Linked DNA regions of Mus musculus: region 2 is linked to region 1. Evidence: chromatin loops called from intact Hi-C (ENCODE). Cell type or tissue: heart. All regions are shown on one strand. Each heading gives the region's core, and the rest is flanking DNA. Links, peaks and the distances in the headings are about the cores only.

What was found. Peaks named below come from ENCODE experiments on the same cell type or tissue, not always from the same donor. Only the 100,000 strongest peaks of a DNase experiment are listed, where the experiment ranks them.
Region 2: a loop joins it to region 1, with 1.9 times the contacts of the local background. A loop is called at or near these places in 2 of 42 quality-filtered maps.

What each region holds. Positions count from the first base shown.
Region 1 is chr7:145,019,295-145,031,641 of GRCm38, forward strand. No RefSeq gene overlaps it. Among named protein-coding and RNA genes, the nearest start is that of Gm46023, 44 kb to the right of the region's middle. In heart, for the core only: no CTCF peak of the experiment used is centred there; DNase peaks (open chromatin) are centred at 5,557, 5,977, 6,397 and 6,817; H3K27ac peaks cover 1,860 bases.
Region 2 is chr7:145,215,736-145,228,082 of GRCm38, forward strand. It overlaps a transcript of Tpcn2 not described here. Among named protein-coding and RNA genes, the nearest start is that of Smim38, 14 kb to the left of the region's middle. In heart, for the core only: CTCF peaks have their summits at 5,211 (motif pointing right) and 6,839 (motif pointing right); DNase peaks (open chromatin) are centred at 5,836 and 6,686; H3K27ac peaks cover 5,138 bases.

The sequences.
Region 1 (12,347 bases), core at 2,287-10,286:
GGCTATGCTGACAACTGGAGCTGGCTTCAGATGCTGCTGCCATGGCAACTGAGGTAGATGCTCTCCTAAACAATCCAGTTACTGGATGGAGATGGTTTCTCTGCAGAATGTGCCACTAGGATAGTGGATGGGAGGTGGGGAGGGAGGCAGTCCCTTTCCTAGAACCCTTGACCCAGCCTAGGTCTGTCCTCAGAAAATCGATCTGCAGAGAAGAAAGGATGATTTGGAAAACTGCTGGGATCTCCAGGTTAGCTTCCAGAGAAATCCTGCAAGAGGCAAGAGGCTACACTCCTCCAAGTAACCTGGAGGCTCCAGACTTCCATGGCCACTCAGCTGGTGCTGGGGTCAGGGGAGAAGGTCTGAGTCGGGTCCTGAGATGCTTGTCCATCTCATAGGGCAACAGCTCAAGTCTCCTCACCTGTTGCTGTTGTCTCTACTACAACTTCTCCTCCTCCTCCTCCTTCTTTGTTCCTCTATTCTTCTTCTTCCTCTTCTTTGTCTTCTTCCTCCTCTTCCTCTTCTTCTTCTTCCCTCCTCCCGCCTCCCCCCATAGGTTGTTCTCACTGTGTAGCCAGGGCTGGTCTTTAAACTCATGGGAATCGTCCTGCCTCAGTCTCCTGAGTGCTGGCATCATACTCTTTTGGTTTTTTTTTTTTTCCCCGTTTGAGACAGTCTCTTTCTGTAGCCCAGACTGACCTTGAACTCACTTACTAGTCCAGGTTGGCCTCAAATTGATGGTTATCCTCTGACCTCAGCCTCCCTAGTGTTGAGACGACAGGCATGATGAACCACACCCAGTTTAGGGTTTTGGTTTTCAGAAAGTAGCTTGAGCAAGTGTCAAGCAGAGGGGTAGAGCCATGCAGACTGCTCTGTGACATGTAAATCTTCGGTGGGCTGAAGTGTGGAAGATAGAGGTCAAGGCTGAGTGTCCTCCTCAGTTGTTCTCCACTGAACTGGGGTTTTTGCCATGGATTTGGCAAGATTGACTTTTCAGTAAACCCAGGGAACTTGCTTTATCCACCCCATCAATGCTGGGATTATGGGCACATGCTGGGGTTACAGGCACACAATGGGGTTACAGGCACAGTATGGACTCAGATCCTCACACATTCACAGCAAGCGCTTTATCCTCTGAGCCATCTCTCCATTCCAGCCCTTGCCTCCTGAGAAGAGACAGGAAATACACTGCAGTTGGCTAGAGGCACTTCCTGGTTCTAATGAGAAATTGTTCTTTTCTGAGTGTTTACTATGTTTGGGGACTGTGACCAATGGCCAGCCACCCACTCAACAGGTCATTTAACAGCTATACAGAGAAACCCTGTCCTGAAAAAAAGAAAGAAAGAAAGAAAGAAAGAAAGAAAGAAAGAAAGAAAGAAAGAAAGAAAGAAAGAAAGAAAGAAAGAGAGAAAGAAAGGAAGGAAGAAAGAGACAAGGAGAAGACAATGTCATAGTGTTCCTTAGCTCTGTGCTGCCCTGTGCAGATGAAGACTTTGCCTGGTATGTCACTGTGTCAACCTGAGGCACAGGGAACTGAGCCATCTTGCCTTCAGACTAAGACTGATAACCCAAATGGGGTGAGAAGAATCAGGAGACCCTGGAAGAAGATGAGGGAGCCTTGGTCACAGGGATCCTAATGCCCTCCTGGACCTGGACAGCCAACCAGAGATCATTACTGATGCTCATGTTGGCAGAACCCAGGTTTTTGGCTGAGGAGAGAGCTTGGGATTCTTGCTGATACCTTGTCCTAGTGGAACAGATGCGCATGCTGAGACCCAGCGATGGGATCACTGGCTTTCAGCCTCTTACATGGGATTCCCAGGAGGCCTTGCTGGAGTGAGGGCCACACCTGAAGCAGAGAGGTCCTGACAGTTGAGGCCAGCAGGACTGTGTCATTCCCTAAGTTACCAAGCATCTTCCCCTCCTCTTCCCTCCCCTCCCTTCCCCTCTCCTCCCCTCCTCTCCTCTCTGTCTTCATCTCTTTTTCCCCTCCCTTGAAAAAATTATTTACGAATTTAATGTGTGTGGGTGTTTTGCCTGAATGTAAGTCTGTGCTCTATGTGTGGGTCCCAAGAGGTCAGAAGAGGGTTACCTGGGGGTGAGGACTCAAACCCAGGTTCCCTGGAAGAACAGCCAGTGTTCTAACTCAGAACCAGCTCTCCAGCCTCCTCCCTGCCTCCTTCTCTCCCTCCCTCTCTCTGTTTTTTGGTTTTTGGTTTTTTTTTTTCTTTGATTCTCCTCCTCTTCCTCCTCCTGACAGGTTTCATGTAGCCCAGTCTGACCTTTACTTTGCTGTGTAATAGAAGGAAGATGACCTTGAACTTCAGATCTCCTGCCTCCACTTCCTGAATTCTGGGACACATCTGTATCATGTGGTGCTGGGAATTGACCCTGGGCCTTCAGATGTGTCAGGCAAGCACTACTGCTCTCTACTCACTCAGGTCACACTGTTCCTCCGGAGTCACACTGGAACTCGGGAGATGCAGGGTGTGGTGCGGTACTGGGTCTGAGACCTGGGACACCTGTTTCCTGGTGTCAAAGGATCCTGGTGACATTTCTAACCCAGGGGCCTGCTTGCCTGAATGGGGTTCCCACCACTGTTTGATCACGTGCTCAGTCCAGACCTGCTTAGAGCCAGACTCTGCTGCTGAGAACCATTAAATGAAGCTGGTGCACCTGCTTAGAGCCAGACTCTGCTGCTGAGAACCATTAAATGAAGCTGGTGCGTCCCAGACTCCCTGCTGGAAAAGTTGCTGCAGGAGAGTAGTGTTGTAAAATGCAGACGCCAAGGCCCTGGCAGTCAGGGAGCTACAACACTTGTCTTTCTTTGGTTTCATTCGTTTGCTGCGTGTATATGCATGTATGTATGTGTGTGTGCACACGCATGTGTGTGTATATATGTGTCTTAGTCAGGGTTTCTATTCCTGCACAAACATCATGACCAAGAAGCAAGATGGAGAGGAAAGGGTTTATTCAGCTTACACTTCTACACTGCTGTTCATCACCAAAGGACGTCAGAATTGGAATTCAAGCAGGTTAGGAAGCAGGAGCTGATGCAGAAGTCATGGAGGGATGTTACTTACCGGCTTGCTTCCCCTGGCTTGCTCAGCTTGCTTTCTTATAGAATCCAAGACTACCAGCCCAGAGATGGTACCACTCACAAGGGGGCCCTCCCACCTTGATCACTAATTGAGAAAATGCCTCACGGCTGGATCTCATGGAGGCACTTCCCCAACTGACCTCCTTTCTCTGTGATAACTTCAACCTGTGTCAAGTTGACACACAAAACCAACCAGTACAATTGACCCCTTGTCAACTTGACACACAAACACATCACTATTAAGCTTCAACCCTTACTTTCTTATTCATACCCAAGATGTAAATAACTTTAAAAGTCCCATAGTCTTTGCAAATTCTTACTAAAATTTCAATCCCTTTAAAATATCCAATCTCTTTTAAAATCCAAAGTCTTTTTACAATTAAAAGTCTCTTAACTGTGGGCTCCACTAAAATACTTTCTTCCTTCAAGAGGGAAAAATACCAGGGTACAGTCACAGTCAAAAGCAAAATCAAACTCCAACAGTCCAATGTCTGGGATCCACTCATGATCTTCTGGATTCTTCCAAGGGCTTGGGTCACTTTGTAGCACACACCTTGTCTTCTAGGCTCCACCTGCCTATACTGCACTGCTGCTGCTGTTCTTGGTGGTCATCTCATGGTACTGGCATCTCCAAAACACTGCTGTCTTCTGTTATAACTAGGCTTCACCAATAGCCTCTCATAGGCTCTCTTCATGATGCCAAGCCTCAACTCCTTTGCATGATCCCTTCAGTCCTGAGCCATCAATTGTAACTGAGGCTACACCTTCACCAATGGCCTTCCATGGCCTCTCACAGTGCTGAGCTTAACTGCTCTTCAGGATCCCTTCATGCCTCCAAAACCAGTACCACCTGGGTGACTCTTATACATTACCAAGTCTAGCCACAGCCCAAGGTACAACCTTGGCTATCTCTGGAACGCAGCCTCTGGGTCCTCCCCCACAAACCACTAATTTCAAAAATGTCTTAAACGCTTGCCTACAACCCAATCTTATGGAAGCGTTTTTCTCAGTCGAAGCTCCCTCGTCTCAGATGACTTTAGCTGTGTCAAGTTGACATAGAACCTTCTGGCACACTCACAGTATCAGTCTTCTTTCTGTTGTGATAAGACATCATGACCAAGGCACATTATAGAAGAAAGGGTTTATTTGGACTTACAGTTTGTCATGGTGGGGGGGATGGCAGGCATGGTGGTAGGCATGGTGGCTAAAACAGCAAGCTGAGAGCTCACATCCTGAACCACCAGCAGGAAGCAAAAGAGAGTGAACTGGGAATTATAGGAGCTTTTAAAGTCCAGAGCCCATCCCCATTGACATACTTCCTCTAGCAAGGCCATATCTCCTAAATGTCCCCAAACAGTGTCACCAACTAGGGACCAAGTGTTCAAATGCCAGCATGTATGAGAAACATTCTCACTCAAACTACCACACCAAAGCTGGAGCTACTGTGCTGGGCCCAGGACTGCTGGTGCCAGACCCGTCGGAACTTGGGTGGTTCTCCATGGTAGCCATGAACAGTCAGACCTGGGAGGCTGGCCCATCACGGTAAGGGAGGCCTTCTAGGAAGGGGAGAGGGAAACTCTGTGGACCCATCCTTTCATGCTACCTGTCCTTCCTTGCTACCTCAGGGCAAGGAAGCCACACAGGGATCCCCTTACCAGTGCAGCCACCCAGGGGTTGTAGGAGAGACTCCTGCTCCTTAATTTGTTTCTTAATCTCATTTTTGCTTCCCTACCTACTTCCTTCCTCTCAGCATCTATCATCTGTCCATTCATCCATCCATCTGTCCATCCATCCACTCATCCATTCATCTATCCATCCACCCCATTCATTCATCTATCCATCCATCTGTCCATCCATCCATCTGTCCATTCATCCATCTATCTGTCTGTTCATCCATCCATCCATCCATCCATCCATCCATCCACCCCATCCATTCATCTATCCATACATCTGTCCATCCACCTGTCCATCTGTCTGTCCATCCATCCATTTATCTATTCATCCATCCATCCATCCACCCATTCACCCATCCATCCATCCACCTGTCCATCCGTCCATCCATCCATCCATCCATCCATCCATCCATCCATCCATCCATCCGTCTGTCCATCCACCCATCCATTTTCCCACATCTATACTCTTTCTTCCTTCTGCTTGATCTCGGATCTCATGGCACCAGCCCCCTGCTCCATCCAGCTGGCTTTGAGTTAAACAACCATTCCCCCTCTGTCCAGTTGTCAGAATGCCCCTGGTAAGTCTGTACCTCACCCCACCCCCATTCTAGAGACAGGCCCACAAGTCCCATTAGGCACAGGTACCTTATACAATGTGGACTGTCTACTCTTCCCAGCAGGAAGGCCATGGTGGCCTCTACTTGGCTGAAGAGGACCTTCTGGAATCTTGCCCTAAAATAGCCCACAGTGCTACCTCATTTCCTGACTAAGTGGTCAGCTCCAAACACAACTCATCTTATCTGGTTCCATCTGGGAAAAAGCCTGCCAGGCCGGCACCAGCAGTTCTTCTGGGAAATCACCTATCCTGGCTAAAATTCACCGAGCTGCAGGATGTGAAAGGCCTGGAGACAAAGAGCAGAGCTTGGGCCTTTCACTGAGTACTCCACAACCCAGTGAGCTGTTTCTCTCTAGCTTCACTTTTTAATCTCAAGCAACCTTGCTAGGTCCTAAGGGAAGCCCCTTGTCCTTCACCCCACTCAAGATTGCCTTGAGGGGTCTCCTTGCCTCCACTTCCTGGGAGCCCATAGTTGTGCCTGGCAGATCTAGATGGGAATCCAGTCTACAGGGCTGGGGCTGGCTAGGGCCAAGGGAGGTGGGGGCACTGCAAGCTAATATGGAACATCCACACCCCCCACCATTACAGCCCTCAATACAGTCTAGGCCAAAACTTCATCTTGCAGGAGAAAGCCTTAGAGAGGCAGCCTGTACAGGAGGCCCTGTCCTGCCAGGCTGCCTAGGTGCTGGCAGGTCCACCCAAAGGGCAGTAGAGCCCCACCCACCATGAGACTTGGAGTTAAATAAATAAATAAATAAATCAGAAAATGGGATGGTCTCAGATGCCAAGAGGTGTAGTTAACCTAGGAGGAAGTTGACTTTAATGAGGAAATCCCTTAGTGCAGCTGAAACTATGCTTGGAATGACAAATGAGCCCGGGGGGGGGGGCGGGGGTGGAGGGGGCTTGGAGGAAGTGCTCTGAAAAGGACACCCTCCTGGCCAGGTTTCCCTTGTATATCGGGCTTATCTGCAGGAAACTGCTCCAGAGGCTGAATCCGCTGAGCAGGCCTGTGAGTCATGCCTGCTCACAACCCAGGCACAGCCTCCATGATAGCGACACAGTAGCATCTCTAAGGGACATGCTCCCAGGGCAGTAGCCACAGCTCTCCTAGCCCAGAGTAAGAGAGAGTTCCCTCTGAGGATTCCTGGGCATACACCTGTGAGGCCCAGCCTAGCTCAGTTGTGGACTGGGAGTTGAGTATGTGTGTGATTTGCACAATGGTGGAGACAGGATTGTCAGGTTCAAAGGCCAGCTGGTACCTCGTGCAGTCATTGGAAGCTTCCATATGCTCTGTCTGTTTTCCTGCAGGGGTATAGCCCACAGCCCCCAACACAGGATGAAAGGGCTATTTTTGGAGGCCAACTTTTGGTGCTAGGGCTCCCATCACCCGATGGCCTCCTGGCCTCCTTCTCCGGTGGGAAGAGCCATCGGAAATGCCTGACTTCTGGTTCTGCCTCTGTTGGCAGGCGCGGCTAGGGACAGGGCCTCCAGGGTTGGGCAGCCAACAAAGGAGACTACACAGCAGTCTTTAAGTTACCCATGCCTCCCCTAAAGTTCAGGGATGTTTTTGTGGCTGGATGGCATGGTCCCAAAATTAGGCCAACACATCCAGCACCTTCTTGAATGGTCCCACGACAGGCTTCATGGGTCACCATGGTCACCAGCCCAGTGTCTCTTGAAGTTTCCAATGATACTGGATGCTCAGGGGTATAGTGTAGCCATTTCAGAGCTCAACAAAAGATGGTTGAGGATAGCAGAGAATAGTCCTGTATGCACACACATGTGCATGTCTATACCTACACACATCCACATGGATAAGATTCGTGCATGCACATGTGTGCCCACACACATCCACATGGGGTCTAGAGGCCAATTCTCAGTGTCTTCCTTCACTGCCTCCCACCCTACTTGGGACACTCACTGAAGCAGGAGCTTCACAATTGGCCAGGCTGGTTGGCCAACAGACCTCAGGGATCCTTCTTTCTTTGTCTCTCAGCCCTGGGATTTTGTGTGCCACACCATCCCTGGGGATCAGAGCTTAGGTCTTCATGATTACTTAGTAAGCACCACTAACTGAGCTATTTCCACAGCCCTCAGATTCCTTTTTGATGTAATTTAAAATAGAATGCAGTCTCCATTCCCCAGTCCTCAGGCCTTCATGCATTCCATCCCCAGCACCCAGGCCCCAGAAGTCAGATGGTAAGGTAAGGTGGAGAGCCACAGGGCTGGGGTGGAGGGGGATTTCCCACTTCCCCTCCCAGCTCCATATTTAGAATTTCCACTTTTCACTTGTGAAGGTTTTCCTTTCTCTGCAGCCCAAGTGTTTGCTTCACACTCAGCCTCCTGCACACTTAGCCTCCTCCACACTCAGCCTCCTGTATACCCAGGCCCGACAGTGGCTCTCTTTTGTCATTATTTTCAAATGTGAACAATAGGCTGTTGTCCATACTTTACAATTCTGTCTCTGGGATGCACCAACTGACCCAGGGCACAGCTTGTGCTAAAGGCCTCCATGCTCTGTAAAGCCCAGGGTCCTGCAGAGGTGGCAGAGTCCCAAATTGCTCCCTCAACCTCAGAGGGGGTGCTGCTGTCTGCTTCCCATATGCCACTGTCACACAAATAGCTTGTGAGATTGGAGGAAATGTGCGCACGCGCACACACACACACACAGAGGTTGCCCAGGGCTCTCAGAACTAGCATGATGCTTCTGATGCCAGCCCTGAGCCAACTATACCTGGGGTCTGGATTTTCTTTCTTCCTTTTCTCTTGTGGCTGCCTGACTTCAATTTTATAAACATATATAGAGCACCTACTGTGTACATGCCTGGTGTGAGCAAATCAAAATAGAAGGCGACTCCTGCGGTTACAGTGTTTGTGCTAAGGAGTGGAAGCCTCGTTTAAAGCCATGTGCTCTGGAGACAAAGACACAGGGAGGAGACAAGAAGTCAGATGAAGCTGGGTACAGTTCTGTACTGGCTAGTTTTGTGTCAACTTGACATAGCTGGAGTTATCACAGAGAAAGGAGCTTCAGTTGAGGAAATGGCTCCATGAGATCCAACTGTAAGGCATTTTCTCAATTAGTGATCAAGGGGGAAAAGCCCCATGTGGGTGGGACCATCTCTGGGCTGGTAGTCTTTGTTCTGGGGAAGCAAGCAAGCCAGTAAAGAACATCCCTCCAAAGCTCCTGCTTTGTGACTTGCTTGAGTTCCAGTCCTGACTTCCTTCAGTGATCAACAGCAGTATGGAAGTGTAAGCTGAATAAACCCTTTCCTTCCTAACTTGCTCTTGGTCATGATGTTTGTGCAGGAATAGAAACCCTGATTAAGACAAGTTCTATAAAGGTGGTTGGGAAATGTTTGGACAGTTGGCAAAGACCTGAACAGAAGTACTTGGTCCCTGGGAGCCCCCTCTTTGGGTCGTCCAGTTGAGGCCTGACTGGTGGCCTGTTTTCCATTTGTTTTAGTCAAGAGTTCTCTGGAGGAGTAATTATCATGAAAATATATCACAAGGGGGCTTTATTAGATTGGCTCACACCACATGGGCAAGAGTGTTCAACAGTGACCTCTATATGCTGAGGAGGCTGAGGATCTGACAGAACCCATGCCACAAGGTCAACGTCACAGTCTGAGAACCCGGAGGGTTCACAGAAGCTGCTGGTCCTTAGTCCTCACTGGAAGGCTGAAGAGTTAAGGTCCTGACAGCAGTGAAGGATGGTGGAAGAAAGCAGCTATGGCAGCGGTGGTGGCAGCAGCAGCAGCGGCAACAGTGTTGATGCACTTACAAGCAAGGGGAAAAGGCAGGCAGATGATAGGCCTATTTTCCCCCAGGAGTTCTTTAGATCTGGTCTGTTTCCAGAAGGTGGTACCCACTCTGGTAGGAGCAGCTTCTCAGTTTGCCTTCCTGGAAATGCCCACAAGACCTGTCTCTTAGTTGATCCCAGACCAATCATCACATTATCTATTTGCTGTCTCTCCACAGATGGAGTCTTACCAGAACATGGCCTTGTCACATCTACACTCTCAGAAGCCACTTTACTTGAGACAGACTGAAAACCTATTTATTATATGGCTCTTAATGGGGAACATTTGCAACTGTACTTTAAGCCATTGTGGTGTGGGGGTGGTGTGGAGGGTGGGGGTGGGGGGTGTTACTGCAGTGTGACCTGTGTGTACTGACTGAAACATTCCAAAAACCATGTCCTAACTCTATGACATATATTTTCATGTCTGAAGATGTGGAATACTTTATCATCTTGAGCCTGCTGACTGACTCTGAAACTCCATTGGAGCCATTATTGGCAGCCGAGGAGGACAGGCAGGTCCTGGGAGATAAGGGACAGTCTACAAGTCACTTGGGGTACATCTATGCTTCTGAGCCACAAGAAAATGTGTCACTAAATTTCTAAGGGTTCTCTCTGTATTGCTGAAGCCAATGTGCCTGCCTTGGTCTGGGAACCCATGGGCTTTTCTACCCCTAACATCTTCTGTTTGAGAAGAAGATGAACAGAGGGAGGCTGCCTCAGCCCAGGACTGAAGAGAGAAGTGGTATCCTGGCTTCCCCACCAAGCCCTCTCTGTTTTCTGCTTCCCTTATTTATGCTCGGCAGCTCTGACTCCTAGGTTCACACCATCTGCAATGAGAGCAGCCTGGGGGCATGTGGTTACCGTCCTGCCCACCAGGGGCATTGGTTTTCTCACCTGTCTCTGTGAGCATCCAGCTTTGCATACGTGCTGCAGAGCAGCATGGGAATGCCCTTCTCTGCCCACCACCGCACAAAGGAGGAACCAGGAGCCCTATCTGGGGAGGGGCTTTGCCACCTGAAGCTCAGCTCAGCTGTGCAGCCAGCCTCCTCCAACCACAGACTTCATTGGGCTTTTGTGGTTGTTGTTGGGTAGCCAAGGTTAGCCTTAAACTCCTGATTCTCCTGCCTCCATCTCTCTAGCTGTGGGATTGCAGGTATGTGCCAGCATCCTGAGTTTATGTGGTGTTGGAAATCAAACCCAAACACTCTAAGACTCAGCTACATCCCAACTGTTGTTACTTTTTTGAGTTAAGCTCTTAGGCTTGCTCAACATACTTGGAAGCAGTGGAGCCTCCTTCACAACCCAAGAGGCCCTGGCGAAATACTTGCTATGAGGAAATCTTTCCATTGAGAAAATTCTGTGTGTCCCCGTGCTCAGTGGCTCCACTGAGCAGTGTGGTGGCCATGCTTGAGAAGGACATGGGGCTTTGGAGACCATAGTTCCCGCTGCCTTTGTCGCACCTGCTGCCTGGCAAGGAACAGGAGCCTCTCTGCTCCTGGGTCACTACCAACTTTGCCACCACCCAGGAATGGAATGAGTTCTGGGTCCCTGATGGGTCCTGCTGGACTGTTTCATCAGGGGGACATTCACCTTGTCCGAGGACCGGTTGTCACCTGGCTTATCCCTCGCTCTCTTACAGCAAGGGCGTGCAGTCAGGCTCTGCAAGACAACAAACTGCACATGGCCCTACAAGGAGGAGAGGCCTCTGTCTTTCCTCTTCCAACAGTGGTCTGTGGCATTCTGGACCCCATTGGCAGTGATATTGTCTGAGTTCCAGATCCAGAGTCTTGGGGGCTGGAGGACAGTACATAGACCTCAGAAGCAGCCTTGGGACCTGGAGACATAGCTCAGTTGATAGCACGCTTACTGAGCATGTATGAAGTCCTAGGTTCCAACTCAGCAATACATAAATCAGGCAATGGTGGTGCACACTTGCAATCTGTAATCCCAACATTGAGGAGGTAGAGGCAGAAGGATCAGAAATTAAAGATTATCCTCAGCTACATTGTGAATTTGAGGTAAGCCTCGGCTGATTGTGACCTTGTTTTGTTTTATTTACTAATTAGCTAACTCATTTAAAAAGCATCAGGTCAAGCCATGCCCGCAGCAGCCCACTCCCTCCCAAACATTTTTCCTGAGGTCTCTGTAAACCTGAGCACCAGTAATCCAAGATGGAATCGGTTGGGGCCCCAGCTTTATGCTCCTACTGGCAGCTAGGGCGGGCCCCAGACTCAGAGGGAACTCAATGGCTACTAGGGAACTGAAAACACATGACTCCAATCTGGAGAAAAATGACTTCATGGTCACAACCCCTGAAGTAGCCGGCTCTGCGGCCCGGCCCTGCCCGGGCAAACTTTCAAAAGGTCCTGCATGTTCTGCAGCCTCTGACTGGGGTCTTTCCTGCGAGGGACTCGCCCTGCACCAGGCCAGGGCCAAAGGCCAGGTGGCAAAGTGCGGAACCACAGGAATCCACCACAACCCAGCGCTGCCCGCACCCCGCGCCTCGCAGTGCTTTCATGAATGGTCCCACTTCCCAGACAGCAGATTGGCTGAGCCGCCGGCTGCGAGGCCCAATCATCGTCAGCCGCCTCCTGGTCTCCGCGTGGGGCCTGAGCAGTTCTGCAGCTGGGAATGGCAACGAGCCCTTCCCCCCAAGGAGAGGAGGAGGGGGAGAGGGGTTTTATATTTATTTTTATTTTTAAATTCCCTGCACTCTTCCTCCGAAGAGGAATTGTGTCGTTCCGAATCTTGGCTGCAGTTCCGGACAATAGTTGTGGGCTTGCCTGTGGCCGTCAGGATTGGCGCTTAAGATCTTCTGTCTGGAAGAGTGCTTGCTGGTTCCGACTACTTTTTTTTTTTTTTTTTTTTTTTTTTGCTTGTGTTTCAGATTGGCTTCAGGTTCTGGGCCCTTTCGTGGGTTGTGCTGCAGAGCCCCAGACAATGTCTTGGGGACGGTGGGTTTGCCTTAGCTTAGGGTAGGGGCTCCTGAAGCCACTCACTGTTGCAGACACTGTACAGGCGCTTGGTCAGCCTGCTTGGTCACTCCATCAGTCAGTCATTGGCTTGGTACTTGCTACCATTGGCATGTGCACGGGTGGGGTTGGGGAGACTGGGGCTTGGAGACTGGAGTCCCGACAATCTGGGCAGTACATGTTTGCT
Region 2 (12,347 bases), core at 1,852-9,851, 200 kb after region 1:
ACAGGCACCCAGGCTGCAGGCATAGCCAGCCAACAATTGGTGGACAGTGACAAGAGCCAAGCACAAGGATACTGCCGCAGATAGTGATAGAATGTTATAGAACAGGTAAAGCCACAGGGACAGAACACAGGCCATGCTGTGGGGGCAGAGTTTGGAAGCAAAGAGGCAGAGTGAAGGGGCTCTGGCAACAAGCTGCCCTGGGTTAATAGCAGCTGAGCCACTGAAATCTGTATAAAATAGCATCAAACGGAGAAAACAAATCCTAAATGTCACCTTTCCTTTATGATAACTATTGCTTGGAATTTCTATACCCCAAAGCCACACCCTTGCACTGACTTGAGGATAGGGGTCAGAAAGAGCCCTGTCCAGTCTTTGAACTTGGGCTAAGTGGTGAGCTGTAGCCTCAAGGTCATGTCCCTGGCCAGTCTTGCCCTTGCTGCTATGGAAGAGGAAGTTGAGGCCCAGAAAATCCTGTCACCCAGTGTCACCTAGCAAGTCTGAGGTGTCAAGATGTCCAGCCTGGACTATTTCTGTATCTCCTCCCAAGCTCCTAAGGTTGTCTCCAGGGACACTTCCCCTTTCGCCTGTGTTTAGGACAAAAAGAAAAATTGGGGACTTTGCTCACAGAGAGGGACGGAAAGGCCAGAGCTCTTACTGACCTGTCCTCAGAATGTTCCCAGACTCCTCTAGGCTATGGTCACCAAGAAAACCTAAACCTGCCCACAAAGTCAAACGCCTCTCCTAGGGATCCCTCCAGGCCCACTGGTGAGGAACAGGCTGGGGCTCCACAGTTCTCTGTGGGGAACTCGAAGCAGGGAAAGCCAGAGAGAGAGGCCTGGGGTCTGCAGGGGCCCCAAAGAGGGGTGCTGCTCCCCCACTGGAGAAGCCCAAGTACTTGCAAGAAGGACTGCAGATGACACTTAGGGGGTCATGGAGTACCTCCACTCCTGCTGAAGAGCCCTCATACTCCACACTGATTCTGCCTGACAGATCTGCCATACAGAAAAACAAGAGCTCAGAGCTTTCTGGAAATGTGGACTGTCCTAGGGACCACAGGCCCCATCTAGAGGCAGAAATGTGGGGCTCCAGCAGGGAGGAAAGCAGCTCCCTTCCCCAGCAACTCCACCCACCCACTACCCCACCCACCCACTAACCTCCCTGCTGTTGGGCCTTAGTTTCCTCCTCCTGAATGGAGGGTCACCATCATGTCTGTACCCACCCTTTGCTGGTGGCTGTGTGTGGACGACACACAGGAAGCTCTAGGAGAAATGCCTGGGTGCCTTCCTCAGCAGGGTTGCATGTGTTCCTGGAAACATGTGGCAGCCCCCACCTGTGTGGCCCTAGGATGGCAAGACAAGTGATCTATGCAGAGACCCTGTGACCCATAGAAATGTCCCTGCTTGGGAACCTTTCCAGCCACACACATCTACACGGGACAGCCCCGAGCCCTGATGGTTGCTGGCTCCCCACAGTGGCCTGTCAGAAGCAACAAAGACAGACAGACCTGCAGGGAAAGACCTCTGGGTGTCAGAGTAGGAACAGCCCCCCTGGCAGTCTGCTTAGGACGACTGAAGTGCTGAGCAGACCCTGAGGACAAAAACCAAAAGAGGTGGACCTTCAAATGAAGGAGTCCTGGAGGGTGACAGCCACTCAGACCCACCACACTGGTGCAGGGAGGGCTCAGCTCTTTTGAGACATCAATAGAAAACTACAGAAGACACGAACAGCCAGGGGGGTTGTTTTTTGTTTTCTTTTACAATGTCCCTGCCCCCTCTCTGGGGCTGGTGCTATGATGCTACAGTCAGCAAGGGCTGATGGAGATAGCTATATGGAGACAGAGATAATGGGTGACAGGCAGAGACAAGGAACTCTAAGTCCCTGACCATTCCCTCCCCAAAGCCCTGCTCGGAGCTACATTCTAAGGGACACAGGAACAAGGGGCATTTCTCCCCCAGATCCTCATGGCAGTCTCTAAAGCAGAAACCAGAGTTGACATATCTAACAGATATGGAAGAGGCTGACAAAGGTGTGACTCCTCTAGATCACTTGGCCAGGAGACAGTAGAGCAGGAGCAAAAACCGAGAATATTTGTTTTGGTTTTTTGTTTGCTTACACTGGGTCTTGCTCTGAAGCCCAGGCTAGCCCAAGCTCACTCTGTAGCCCATGACAACCCTCCTACATCAATGACCAAGTGCTGAGAATATAGACAAGAGCTTCTTCTATAGAGCTCCCATCAGAACTGAGGCTCTGACTCAGGCTTACCTCTCGCCCACACCCTCTCAACACATGCATACCGCTGAGGTCCTTTGACTGAGGACAGAACCCCTTCATGTCACTGCCTGGCACGGGGCTGACAACAGGGTGAGGTAAGTTTCACCCACCTCCTAGACAGACCGTCCTGAGAAACATGTTTTTAATCCCATACACATAAGGAAGAGGCATACATATCTCTGAATTAGAGGCCAGCCTGGCCTATACATAGCAAGTTTCAGGACATCCACAACCCAGTCAAAAACAAACAAACAATAATAAATGTTGAGCACCACAGCCATCTTAGACAAGTGTCAAGCTATCTGTCCACTTTGGCTGACACCACAGGACAGCACCTCAACCCAAGTGTCTTGAACCTTGTGGGCCAGAAGTCCAACCTCAAGGTGTGAACTGGGCCGTTCTCTCAGAAGGCTCTGGAGACTGCCCTTCCTGCCTGCTCCAGGGTCTGAGAGCTCTAGGATTTCTTGGTCACATCACTATGACATCAAGGGTTTTTTTCCCCACAGTTTCGTGTTTCTGACTGTGGCATTCTTCTAAGGGACAGAGCCATTGGATCATGGCCCACCCTACTGCATGGTGTCCTCTCTGTGACTAATTACATCAACCAGGTCATTTTTTCCAAGTATATGGAGTTTGGGAGTGGGTGTGAATTTTACAGGGACATCACTGAATCCTGTGTAAATGTGTGAATGGGTCTGCAGACTAGCAGCCTTGTATTAGTATACAGTAATGATACACGATGGCCCTCTTTGTGACGTTTTCATATTCTCGTGTGTGTGTGTGTGTGTGTGTGTGTGTGTGTGTTCATAACTAGTTCCTTTCTACTTTTGTCTCTGTGTGTATGACCCAAAGAGCCCGTTAAGGTTGCTTATGGGAGCACAAATGGGGTTGTTTGAAAAAGCCTGGACCGCCTTGCCAGAAGCCAAACCATTGAAGAAAACGTCCCTCACCCTATCAACACCCCCACGGATGGGTGCAGCCTCAGGGCACCACACTTTTGAGACATGATTGTAATCTTCTGATCCTCCTGCCTCCACTTTCCCAGTGCTAGAGTGGCAGATATGCACCCTCATGCCCAGCCCATGCAGTCTGGGGACAGAACCCCAGGGTTTTGTGCATGAGGCACAAGCACTCTCCAACCTAGCTACATATTTTAAGATCTTCTGATTTAAAAAAAGAAAAAAGAAAAAAGAAAACACTATCATGTCCCCCTAAATGATCCCAGGTGCTGTGTGCACTAGAAATGCCACCGAGTGTGTGCCTGGCATCATCTCCAGGCACCCAGAAGGTACTGACCCTACCCTCTGTGCCCAGAGCCACCGTCTCAGACCCAGGAGGGCTGGCAGCTGTGCTTTCTGTTGTCTGTGATTATTTTCTTCTCCCTTAACCCTGAGCCCAGCGGGTAATACCCTTGGCTGTAATCTGTCCCGTCTCTGGGCACCTTCCCACAGGCCGCCCTGCACAAACAGACTGGCTCCAGCCACCATCCGCCTGATTCCAGAATCCCAATATGAAGGTTTGGCTGTGGACACCCCTGGCATTTTTCACATAGCCATCCAGTTACCAGGCACCTTGACACGTGGGCCTGGTTCCACCACCACTTGGCAGGACCACAGGACTGTTGGAGCGATGGATGCTGCCCCTCAGCACGCCCCACCCACCTTGCTGCTGGCGGCCAGACTTGTTGTGCCAACCCCAGGACCACAGGCAGCTGGCACCCAGCAAATGCCAGGCCCACAGGCTAAGACCCAGAGTGAGCTCGTCCCAACATCCCAATGACCAGGGCAGGCTTCCTGCTTCGCCTCTAAGAAACTACACAGACCTCTCTGTGTCTCCTCCCCTGCTCCTCTCCAGGGCCTCACAAAGGGCAGTTCAGTGTGGTTCTCCCACGCACCCCTTGTTACCTCCCTCAGCCTCACAGCAAAGAAGTCACTTCAAGACCAGATGCAGAGCTGGAGGAGTGGCCCAATAGGTATAGTGGTTAGGACACGCACAGTCTGATCCCCCATGTCCCCCCAAAACAGGTGTGGTGACCCATGCCTGGGATTCCAGTACTGGGTTGAGTGGAGGCAGGAGGATCTGAAGTTCAAGGTCATCCTCAGCTCATGTCAGGTTCGAGGCTAGCCTGAGCTACATACAAATGATGATGGTGGTGGTGATGATGGCTAGAGAGTGAATTCATTGGTTAAGGGTACAGATTGCAATTCTAGAAGACCCAAGTTTGTTGGGTTTTGTTTGTTTGGTTTGGTTTGGTTTGGTTTGGTTTGGTTTGGTTTGGTTTGGTTTGGTTTGGTTTGGTTTGGTTGGTTTGGTTGTTTTTCAAGACAGGGTTTCTCTGTGTAGCCCTGGCTGTCTTGGAACTCACTCTGTAGACCAGGTTGGCCTTGAACCCAGAGATTCCCCTGCCTCTGCCTCCCAAGTGCTAGAATTAAAGGAGTGTGCCACAACTGCCTGTCCTGAAGCTGTTAAATACAACTTCAGCACCATGATCAATATGCAGAGTTCAACAGGCAGAGTCTTTTTATGACAATCTGATGGTGATGAATTGGAATGCACAATTCAGGGTCTGAGTGTCAGTCACATGCAGACATAGTTAATGTCCACTTTACCTCCTTCCTCTGGCCTCTTTAAGGGGCCAACTCAAAACTTCAGCATCCTCTTAAGTAGTTTACCTTTAAGATTTCTTTTTAATTAGTTAGTTGGTTGTTAATTAGTTTTGTTTTGAGACAGGCAGGGTCTCTATGTATCCCTGGGCTGACATCTCCTTATGCAGATCAGGCTGGCCTCTAACTCACAGAGATCTATGTGACTCTACCCAATGGATGCTGGGATTAAAGGCTTGGGCCTCCAACACTTGACTTTTTTTTTCCTTTAAATTATCTACATGTGTCTGTGTGAAGTTGTGCACATGAGTGCAGGTGTTTGCAGAGGCCAGAAGAGGGCAGTAGATCTACTGGAGTTGGAGTTCCGCTGTGAGCCACCAGATATGCAGGGAACTGAACTCTGGTCCTGTGCAAGAGTGGCCGTGCAATACAGTCTCTTAACCACCGCTGAGCCACTCTTCAGCCCCCGGTGTCTATATGATGTTTCTATGGGATAGATCTGCTCAAGAGCAATGAAGGCCCTCTTGGAGGGTGCAGGCAACCTAAAGGCCTAGGCTGCTAGAGCCAGTCCAGTGCCTTCTGTTACCTACACTGGTTTGTCCCTTCCCAGAATTCCTGCAAGAGTCACCACACTAAGATGATCACATTGAGTCACAGCAAGGCTCTCACAGGGCACTGACCCAGGTTCAGTGTCTGCCAGATGTGCTGACTGACCCCCCCCAAAAACTGTAGATGGCATGGACCACCCCCCCAACCCTGACCAGAGAGATGAGATAACCTGCCCCAATACAACAGCATCAACACCTCCCTTCCTCTGCATAAGATAAGGCCCCACAGAGGATACCCTTCACTCCAGTACTCTGTGTTCCTCCCTGATGTTTCCAGATGTATCTTGGCTCCTAGGATCCATGGCAAATCCAAAAACAATGAGTCTCTTCTTCCAGGAAAGAGGGGTGAGGCCAGGACCAGAATCCTGGAGGAAAAGGCAAGGCAAAGGCAGCAGGGCTGTTGAGCCTTCCTGCAAGGAAGTGGGGGCAGGGGTAGGCTCCAGGTCCCGGCAGAGGATCCTAAGCATCCCAGGCATCAAGCAGTGTCTGTCACTGACAGCGGGTGAGTACTTAGCCCTGTGCACTCAGAGGGCCTGGGTACCAGACACTCCCACAGCTGAGGGAAGGACAGCAGAATATCACAAACAGAGACCTGGGCTGAGTATAGAGGATTGATTGGGGGTGGCCTTGAGGATTTTAGGGAACCTTGAGGGTTCCTTGCTGACAGACAGGGAAGACCCAGTGGTCCCTGTAGTACAGAACTTGGCTCTGCCACACAGCTGAACTTCATCTACCAAGAGGAGCTTCTATGAAGGCCAGGCTGTGTGGACATTACTGGGTAGATGATTGTCACTGGTGCATGGGCCCTGCAGCTGCTATTGCTGCAACCACATGTCCCCTGTCACTTACACAAAGCCAACCCCACTTGTCTAAGGTCTATGAACATAGATGACCCAGGTGTACTGGCTTGCTCTGACTCATTATCCTCTGTGGTAAGATGACTAGTGATTAGTCCTAGGAAATCCCCAGACACACACACACACACACACACACACACACACACACACACACACACTCACACACTTGCTGAGGTCCCAGACAGGAACAGGCTGTGGCCACCACCAAGAGGCCCAAGGGCAGAATGAGGGACACTTCTAGGGAAGCAAAAGTCTTTCTCCAGGGACAGTGAACAGCCCTGCAGTCTGCCCCCACAGAGAGCCCTGCTGCAGGGCGGGGGCTCAGGAATGTTCTCTGCATACATAGCAAAGTTGTGAGTCAGACACAGTGGGGAGGAGGCCCGCAGCAGGGCTGCAGGCAGGAGGTGGAACCCTCCAAGCAGAATCCTGGTAAACAGCAGGCAGTGTCTGGGTCCTGTCCCATGGCCAGCAGTCTACCTGGGCCACATCAGGGGTGAGGAGCACATGGGCCAGGAGAGGGCAGTGTGGCCTAGGTTAGCTGGGGACTTGCAGATGAGGCTTCCAACTCCTTGCCCAGTGCTCTCTCTGGACTCCTCACACAGTGCTCTCAGAGCCAAGCACCACCCCAGGCACTGCCACCCCTTGAGTAAACTGACCTTTGCAGAATTAAATGGGGCTCCAGCAACCCAGGAAGACCGGGTGCTGGGTTCTATTTCTCAGGACACCTCCTGTCTCCAGTATGCGAAATGATACCCAAAACTCCTACTGTGTGCTGGGCCCTGGCAGGAGTTCCTATACATTGATTCATGGGACAGAAGCCGGGCTACAGTGTGGACATGTATGCAGCATGTAGAGGTCAGCTAGCCCTGAGAGCTCATTCTCCAACCTTCACCCCTGCTGAACTAGCCAGCAACCTCAGGCACATATGGGAGCCAGGTGATACACCTCAGGCCCCACAGAATGACCATGGGATCTAGTTGCAGGGCCTTGGCCTAACCCACTGAACTGTGGAGAGAAGGAGAGGGCTAAAGATGTTCTTCTACTGGGGGATGCTAGGCAGAGGACACAGGGCTACCTCTCTACACCCACAAAGCAGGGGTCTGAGCCCCAACAGGACTCACTGGGTAAGCCCTTCACCTCTCTAAGCCTCAGTCTCCTCGTCTGTAGATGGGGATGGGGAGGCATCAAGGACTGTTATTATTTAATGATCTCCATGAGAGCTGGCTCAGTTGATAGAGGGATTTTTCCCAGCATGCACAAGGACTTGAGTTCCATCCCTAGCACCACACACCTATTCCAAGCACTGAGGAAGCAGAGGCAGGGGGATCATCATGAATTCTAAGTGGGCTTGGTTTGCATAGTAAAGCCCTAGCTCCCAAAACTAAATTAAATTAAATAAGCCAGGAACAGTGTGCACACCTGTCATATTAGCGCTTAGAAAGCAGAGACAGGAAGGCATCAGACTGTGACTAGCCTGGCCTACAAAGCAAATTCCAGGCCAGCCCCAGATCCAGAAAGAAAGAGGTGGAGGGAGGGAGGGAGGCAAGGAAGGAAGGGAGGCAGGCAAGGAAGGGAGGGAGGGAGGGAAGGAGGGAGGCAAGGAAGGAAGGGAGGGAGGGAGGGAGGGAGGGAGGGAGGGAGGGAGGGAGGCAAGCAAGGGAGGGAGGGAGGGAGGGAGGGAGGGAGGAAGGAAGGAAGGAAGGAAGGAAGGAAGGAAGGAAGGAAGGAAGGAAGGAAGGAAGGAAGGAAGGAAGAGAGCACCTTATCCACCTAAAGAAAAAAACAAGAAGCCTGCACAGTACCCTTCAAGGGCACATCTTGAAGCCTGCCCTAGATGCTGCCTCTCAGAGGCTCCACCCATCCTTGTAGCACCTCTCTGAAGATGGAGCCTTTACTAAATGGGCCTCTGAGAACAACCATGGCACAAACTTCAGTGAAGAGCTTGGGCATCCAGAGCCTGGACCACACAACCACTTCCACCCACCAAGTGTGCCACTCTGCGGTGGGTGAACAGAGGATATGTTGACCTCTGTGGGGCTCTGAGAGAGCAGACAGGTGGTCTTGCTCTCCCCAGGGTCACTCCTGCTGTTCCCTCATCAGAACAATGAACCTCTGATCTCTCAAAGTGCTTCCTCTAAGAAGCCTTCTGCCTCATCTGCCTTTAACCTTGCAGCCTCTGGTCCACATTGTGTATCACTCTGTGGATGCTACCAAGTGTCCTGTGCATCTTGGTCCCCTCCAATGGAGGAGGACCTGTTGGCTGCATGAGGAGGAAGGATGGATCTCTCGCTTTGGGGGGGGGGGGGTCACTGCTCCATGGGTGGGTTGGCCACTCCTTGGGAAGCTAACTGGACCCAAAATGGGCAGAGGGCAAAAACGGACACATGAGGGGTATCCATCGGCTCCTTAGCGGGAACCAGGTATTCACCTGTGCCTGACTGACCCAGGGTTGGCCCCACAACCTTGAGCCTGTGGCCTCATCTGTCCAGGCCACAGTTTCCCAACAGCTCGGTAACTGAAATAACAGGACTTCTGCCTGCCCAGAGTATTCCAAGGATCCAGAGATGAGTGTAAGTAACGGAGACAGAGATGCCCAAGCATAGCCACACAGGGTCAGCCCCCTTAGGGCGAGCCTCAGCCGCAGCCCTAAGAGCTCCCTCAGTGTCTCTCATTTGACAGATGTGGATGCTGAGGCAAAGAACAACAAGCCATCTGTCCATCATCCAGAGTCCACATGTGCTTGAAGGGCAGGAAGAATGCTTGCCTCTAAAGGCCCAGCCAGGCCACCGTGTACTGCTGGCCTGTGAGTGAGCACTTGTCTACTTCTGTTGAAGAGACCAGTGAGTCAGGGAAGAATAAAAAGGACATGTAGTCTGAGACCCCCGTCCCTGCTGTTCCCTTCAGGCTGCCAAGTCCCCACTGTGGGACCCATTCCCCAGGAGGTCTCAACAGCTCAGCTCAGCTAGCCAAGGCCATGATCCGGAAGACCTCCACCAGTGTTTAACACACCGAGTCTATCTTTCTGCCTTACCTACCTTCTTCCCAGGGACGTGTCCCCAGCTGGTGGTATCCTTCAAAATGCTTACGCTTAAGTCCTGACCGCCCCCCCCCATCCCTAGTGCCCCCGAAAATGATGGCATGTGGTGAGAATTAAATTTAATTTTTGAGCCAAGGGTAGTGAATGTCATCCCAGTGCTTAGGAGGCAGAGGTGAGAGGGGTGGTCATGAGTTTGAGGCCAGCCTGGGCTATACAGTGAGACCCTGCCTCAGAAATAAAGGTTAGAGTAGATCCTTAGTTTGATCGGATGTATCTTTCATAAAAATACAAATGCACAGAGGTGAGTGCAGGAAGAGTTGCTATCTGTGAGCCAAGGAGAGCACGGGAGGAGCTGGGCTGGGACTTCTGTCCTTATCCTCCAGTCTCAGGCATGTGGAACAATATGTGCATATCTATCAAAGACATCAACCATGGGGCTCTCTTACAACAGCTACTGGGAAAGGTCTGGGGACAGTCCTTTCTGGACTGGTCAAAGAGCTAACGTCAGAAGGGACCCTGCCCAGTATCTCCAGCCACCTCCAAATAAATAGGAGCACAACACCCAGTTCGGGCCCAGGTCTCTGCAACAGGCAGAGCTCCAAGATGTCAAGGCAGCCTCCCAGAGGACCTGGCCACACTGACTAGGGCTCCTCGTCCCATCCTCCTACTTCGCATGCCAGGGACCTCGTGGGCAGAAGCACGTGGCCAGCTGGCCTGAGCCTTCTGCAGTGGAGGGGCTTGGGCACTTAGAATGGACTCTGAGCTGCCCTCCTGGCCACCAGGCAGGCATGACCTGTGCTCCAGACCTGTTTTGACTCAGCCCTGTCAACTGCAGCAGTTGGCAGGCTATGGGAAATGACAGGGATTGTCAAGGCCTGATTGCCTTGTTGCCCCTCCAAAAACCGTGCTGAGGAGACACTGAGTCTGGCATCCTCCATGGCCCCACAGCTACAGAGTACTCTGAAGGTGGAATGTCCCAGATGCTGGAAATCAACCCCAACATATGGATGAGGTAACCAAGGCTTAGAATGCTGAAGACTCACCATCAGATTTTCACAGACAAGGTGCTGTGATGGGTCACGTACAGCCAACTCCATACCTTCTCCTGGGAACATGCAAGGCTCAGAGTAAAGTCCAGATCCTTCCAGAGGGGCTGTCAATCACCCACTAGCCTTGCCTTGGGCTAGGGCCACACCCTAGAATATTGGGGGATATAAGGTGCAGATTCTTCTAATTGCCACAGTTCTGATCCCAGAACAGGAACCACAGAGTAGAAAATGGTCCCCAGGGGGCTGGTGAGATGGCTCAGTGGGTAAGAGCACCCGACTGCTCTTCCGAAGGTCCGAAGTTCAAATCCCAGCAACCACATGGTGGCTCACAACCATCTGTAATGAGATCTGATGCCCTCTTCTGGTGCATCTGAAGACAGCTACAGTGTACTTACATATAATAAATAAATAAATAAATAAATAAATCAATCAATCAATCAATCAATCAATCAATCAATCTTTAAAAAAAAAAAAAGAAAGAAAATGGTCCCCAGTATGACTTCCAGTACCCAGAGCTGGGGAAGGGCTCAAGAAGTGAGCAGGCAGGCTCCATGGCGTTCAAAGTCCATAGCTAGGTCTTAGGGCTCAGGCCCTTCCCTGTAGGCTCAACTCTTACCTCCTCGGCTAGGTCCTTTGACCTTGTACGAGTTGCTGAGATCATTGGCTTCTTTATCCAGTAATTAGATAATAATAACTTCTTAGCCAGTAACTAGAGCTGCCGAGGTTTCCACACTGGGCAAAGATCCTGGGTGTGACCTTCTCGGAGAGACTCCCAGGCCTCCCAGGCCAGTGTTCTCCAAATTTGACCCAGCGCTCTACCCTCAGAAGTACCTCAAGGTTGTCTGACCCAGGACATTTAGGTTAGCACTTTTAGGCCCTTAGAAGTGCAATATAGGTGTGCTTCACTCATCTCTCTGCTACCCAAGGGGAACTGGGAGACACCCGAGTCTTCCAGATCTGTAGACAAGAGACTTGGCTGAATATATTAGCCAAAATGAACTGAGCCGTGAGTCTGAGGTGTGAGTGTGTGCATGTGTCATGTGTGTTTGAATGTGTGCATGTGTCTATGTGAGTATGTGTGAGTGAATGTGTGCATCATCTATATGTGTGTGTGTGCATGTCTATGTGAGTGTGTACGAGTGTGTGTATGAATGTGTGTGTGTCTATGTGACACACTCATGCATAGACATGTATGCATGTCTATGTGAGTATGTGTGTGTGTATGTGTGTGTGTGTGAATATGAAAGCCAGAGGTAAATATCATCAATCATTTTCAACCTTAATTTTCAAGATTTATTTATTTATTTTATAGATATGAGTACACTGTAGCTGTACAGATGGTTGTGAGCCTTCATGTGGTTGTTGGGAATTGAATTTAGGACCTCTGCTCTCTCCAGTCAACCCTGCTCGCTCAGTCCCAAAGATTTATTTATTATTATAAATAAGTACACTGTAGCTGCCTTCAGACACACCAGAAGAAGGTGTCAGATCCCATTACAGATGGTTGTGAGCCACCATGTGGTTGCTGGGAATTGAACTCAGGATCTTCAGAAGAGCAGTCAGTGCCCTTACCTGATGAGCCATCTCGCCAGCCCCCTCCACCTTAATTTTAAATAAATGTATGAAGTACATGTGCATGATTTGTAAGTGTGGGCATGCACACGACACACCACGCATGTGGAGATCAGAGGACAATTCTTGCCTTCCCCCTTGCTGAGGTTGGCTTCTAGTGTCCACTGCTGTGCTACACACACCATGGCAGCAGGCCAGCACACCTCTGCTGCTTCTACCTCTCATTTGCTGCCGGACTTCTGAAATGATGAATGGGAACCACTGAATCTGCTTTACCTGTGAGTGCAGGGACTGGGCTCACCTTTGGGCTTAAGTGGCTGATGTCTTCATGCAGTGGGCTCTTTCCCTAG